Linked DNA regions of Homo sapiens: region 1 is linked to region 2. A link is a loop called in an ENCODE intact Hi-C map of the cell type or tissue named here. Cell type or tissue: endothelial cell of umbilical vein. All regions are shown on one strand.

Region 1 (2,500 bases), 79 kb before region 2:
CAGTGTAGTTATAGCATCATTTAATCTCATACAAAATATTTTAATAAATATGTCAAAGTTTAAGGCAAAAAAGAAACGGGAAGGGAGATGGTATGCCCAGAATAAAATTTAAAAAATGAGAGTAGATTATAAAACCAAGTAAAATGTAGTAACTTCATATGTTCGTGACATCTTCTTCCATTAAAACATTGTACTTTTTGAGGTTTATTTCAGTTAATATCTTTAGGTTTGAGTTCAGATCATTCCTACTTAAGATTACTTTTTCTGAATTCTATATTCATAAAGATCCCAGCAGGTCAAGTTTGCCTTTGGCAAGAGAATGTATGTAGGGAATAGAGGAGGAATTAGGATGTCTGGATTCTGCCAGTAGCTATGAATTTTGGAAAATCGCCCCCACTGTAAGGTCTCATTGCCTCACCTCCACAAGTGGCTAAGAGTACTGAGCCCAGTGCCAGAACACAGTGCCCAGGCCTGCTGACAGCAGAGGCCCGAGCTAGATGGGACCCCATGTAGTCCAGCCTGGTGGTGCTTGCGGAGCGGCAGGCGCAGCTGCAGAGGAGAATGAGGTTTTACGCTTGTCTGTGTGGGGAGAGGAAGACAACCTGCCTCCAGCTCACCTGGGTGACACTTGTTGGAGAGCAGGGAGAGCTTGTGGGCGCCCCTCTCTGCCTCCAGCTCACCTGGGTGATGCTCGTTGGAGAGCAGGGAGAGCTTGTGGGCGCCCCTCTCTGCCTCCAGCTCACCTGGAGAGCAGGGAGAGCTTGTGGGCGCCCCTCTCTGCCTCCAGCTCACCTGGAGAGCAGGGAGAGCTTGTGGGCGCCCCTCTCTGCCTCCAGCTCACCTGGGTGACACTTGTTGGAGAGCAGGGAGAGCTCTGCCTCCCTCTGCCCCCCTCTGCCTCCAGGCATGCTGACAACTGGGCAGGCCCTGCATGAGCTTGCTCACCTCGACAGCCTTTGGGGAAAATTCTAACGTAGTTCAAGTTATCCTTCTGCTTCTCATTGCTACACCTTGCCTGGTCTAAGAGGAGAAATGAAATGCATCAGACCAGGGAGAGTGGAGAAAACCAAGCCAGGAGCACTTGCAGGGACGGGAGTTCAATCAGCCCTGAGAAGTGTCTGTGCTTCAGTGGTGGGTCCTGAGCCAGCTGCCCCAGGGAACCACTGAGGGCCCAGCCTGAGCCATGTCAGGGCCCATCACGATGTCAGGGGGCACCACGGGGATGGAGCACAGCACCTGATGGCTGTCCTTTTTGATGCCATTGAGGGAAGATGTCACTCGCTGACCTTGCACAGAAGTGACACCGTGTCTGGCAAATATTTTCAGGCCCTCTGAACCCTCTGGAAGGAAAGTCACCCTTTGCTCAAGCCAGACTATGCGCACTGCCCTCAGAGAGGCAGTGCCAGCGCCTGCACTGCTGAGCTGGTGAGTCTCTTCTTAGATGGAAGCTGAATCAAAGCATGTAGTGATCTCCTCTACAGCCAGGAGGCGATAACACACACCCGTGACAAAGGTTTCCCTGCATTCAACGTGACTGAGTGAACTTAGAACTACTGACCACACAGTGGCTGTCAAAGCGGGAAGCCAAAGGAAAGATTTGAATTCTGGAATGTCAGTTTAGGAAGAATATGGCCAAGTGAGATTTCCCAGAACAGGTGAAATCTTATTCAATGAGAGTATTTACCTATCTTGTCTGCAAGTAAGACATCTTTGTGAAGATGTGAAGAATTCGCGAATTCTTTGTAAGAATTTATGCCCACTTGGTAGCTGTTCTGGATACTGGACTAATTTGAACAATGAAATTATCCTGTGCAATTATAGATTCAGTCAATCTTAGACAAACCAAAATTACTGAAGTCATCTAGTTTGATGCCTTGAGGATTAACCACTCCCTCAAAACAAGCAATTGCAGAAACAAGAATAGCTCCACATTTCCTGGCTCTTAGTCCAGCATTTGTAGTGGAACAGGAAACGACCAGCCAGCCCATCCTGAAATTCATGTGTAAGCCATTGTTTCCTTGCTATGTACAGCTGGAAAAAGTCAGTCAGTAGGTTAACGGAAGGTGATCACGCCCACAGCCTGCTGTCTTTGCATTGCAAATCTCATTGTTCAACAAACATGTCCTGATTTCTCAACATCACACGTCACATTAAAAATGAATGTTACAAGCACTTTGGAACATAGACATTTTTCTGGTTAAATAAAGAAAAGAAGACTGTCTAGGTCATTGTTCTCAGGAAAATTTTTTGCTTAGATGGCTAATTTTGTCAGATTGGTTAGTGAGATTCTTAGGATGAATACACACACACACAAATAAATTAGTATAAAGGGTAAGAACAGAGCTAAAGTTTCTAAAATGTCTGTGTGAATATTATTATGAATCCAAATCACCTTATCCTTGTGTTATAGCTATTTTATAATATATAATAGATTGTATATATAATATATAATATCTATACCATATCAACATATATTTATATAATTTATACATCATTCAAA
Region 2 (2,500 bases):
GTTTTAGTAACAGAATGTTGGTAGCTGTAGGGTACAATGAGGTAAATGACAGTCAACTGATTTTTGCCCTAGACTTTGGTTATTAAGCACAAACTTGCTATTTGGTTATTAACCAAATTTGCTATAAGATGCCTTAACATGAGAAGATTCTAGGGCTTTATAAAAAAAAAGACATATAAAATCCAATTGGTTTTTATTTAGCAGTATGATTAGGACAAGGCTTTAAGAGTTGGTCACTACACCATCCAGGTGATCCTTATTAATGAAATGACCCAAATGTACAGTTGGAAACATCCTTCTGCAAGGATGATTGCAGACCCTACAAAATGTAAAATTTTCAGAAGGTGGAATAAAAAATAAACATCAACATAACCCTGGAAATTTTTTGCACAAATTCAAAGCAAATATTCCCCATCTGGATTTCCCTTTGTGCAACCATGGATATAAACCAGAGTAAAAGCAATCATTCTGTAATCCCTCAAGTCCTTAAGCAAAGAATAAATGTAATTTTCTTTTCTAGATACAAAAATATAAAAAAGTAAACTCTGATTCGGAGCAGGTGTCAACGCTTAAGTGGATCATAAATCATAATTAAATACAAACAGTGCCTTATCTCACCTTTTGATCTTGGTTTTTCATTTTACAGACAAGATAAAATGGTTAAAATCCCTGAATGAATTACGTTTCATTGGAAAATGTGCAGTTGTCCCTTCGGTTCTTGATGGAGATCAGAAAAATTGCAAGAGACTTCATCATCTGTTTACATATACTTAGGCACCGTCTTATGTTGATATTGTAGAATGAAGAAACATAACTCAGTCACAAAAGCATCCAAATTAAAGGCCTACAACTTGCACTTGAAAAACCAATTATGAGCTGCAACAACAGACCTAACAAGTTAAACAAATAAAATATAATGATTTACTTCCTCCTGGAGATGATGTGAGACTAAATGAGAAAAATTCCATTAAGTACTCTTTGAACATGTCATATAAATGCATGATATTAACAGCCATCATTATTTTCCCAACATTTTCTGGCTCATTAATTTATATCTGGATTTCAAAAGATTAATGCACCATTTTTAATTTTAAAAAGACATGTGAAATAATTATTTTTAAAATTAAATTGATATAAATTCGTGAAGGAAAATGTTCATTTCTAGTGGGTAGAATGATTTTTAAAATTTGGTTTCAGGTCAAAATTCCTTCTAGGAGGTGTTCTACCAAAATATATCAGGAGAGGGCAGTAATGTTTCATGCTTTAATTCGAATAGAGAGGAAAGGAATAGTCATTTCAATTTTTCATTGCAAATCAAAGCACAATTATAAGCTAATGTCCTATCCTGCCACCAACCTCAAAGGTCATCAGAGTATGTTCTATAAATGAAAAGAAATTGTTAGTTTTAATTACATGTAAAATTAGTATTGTATGCTCTGGTAGTGCCTATTTCTTTTTGGTTTACTCTTCATCTTTGCATTGAATAGGATATTGTAGGTGATACCATATCCTTCATGGATTAAATTCTATGGGTTGTATCACAGTTTAACTTGAATATCTGATTTATTGTTCTCATCATTTAAATCACTTGAAATTAAATTACTGTGTTTTGTATCTTCTGCATTTTTCACTGAAGACATTTAAATTTACTTGAATGAAATAAGACTTTAAAAAGCAATATTCAAAATAAAATAAAAAAAGCAATATTCAGTTTTTTGTAAATCAGGGTTTTTTTTACAGTTTAAAATGTCTGAAAGAACTAAAAGTTGTCCATTTTGCCTCGGTACTCACTCAGCTGAGTGGGTGAATTTGCATGTGTTTGAATCATGCCTCTCTTAGAATATTAAAAGTGGAGCACACTTAGTTCAAATGTAAGATGTTTTTGGAGGAGAAGTGTATTGATGTGGAAGAAATAACACTCTTGTGACTCTGAGGTGCACAGAGCCCAAGACAAAATTCTCAAGTAAGCAACGTATTTGGGGTCCTCTGATCCATTTGTGTACCAACACCCCAATTCAAATCAAATGTAGCAGAACCAGATACAGTGGTTGGAATTATGGCAGATGTCAGATCAACTCAGACAAGAGCTTTGTAACAATTAGAATAACTGAATGGAATGAAGGTTTCCATGGGAAATGAAGCTGACCTAAGCTTCAGACAGGGCATGGACAATCAGTGATTAAAGACTGAGGTATCTAATGAAGTGGTCATTAGGTGGTCTTTAAGTCATTTTGCAAATCCAGAAAGTTGTAAAGTCAACACATACTTGTTGAGCCTCTGCTAGATACAAGGCACTGTCTCTGTGGACCTCTGGTAACTTCATCATGCCCCAAATTCTAGTTTGGTCCCATCCCAGAACTTATGTTTGAAGAAATAAGCAACGAGTTTTCCTTTTTCTTCCAAACTGCAATTGACTCATATTTCTGAACACTTCTGGTTTCTGAATTTCATAAATAGGTACAAGTGATAAAACAGAAAATTGTAGAATGAATTAATCCTT

The links. Peaks named below come from ENCODE experiments on the same cell type or tissue, not always from the same donor. Only the 100,000 strongest peaks of a DNase experiment are listed, where the experiment ranks them.
Region 1: it touches region 2 in a loop (5-fold over the local background); 2 of 110 quality-filtered maps call a loop at or near these places.

Annotation. Positions count from the first base shown.
Region 1 is chr13:107,202,330-107,204,829 of GRCh38, reverse strand. The region is part of intron 2 of NALF1 (NALCN channel auxiliary factor 1); the gene reads left to right. Among named protein-coding and RNA genes, the nearest start is that of SNORD31B, 120 kb to the left of the region's middle. In endothelial cell of umbilical vein, a CTCF peak has its summit at 1,489; DNase peaks (open chromatin) are centred at 1,539 and 2,039; H3K27ac peaks cover 1,520 bases.
Region 2 is chr13:107,123,083-107,125,582 of GRCh38, reverse strand. No RefSeq gene overlaps it. Among named protein-coding and RNA genes, the nearest start is that of SNORD31B, 200 kb to the left of the region's middle. In endothelial cell of umbilical vein, a CTCF peak has its summit at 1,228 (motif pointing right); a DNase peak (open chromatin) is centred at 1,262.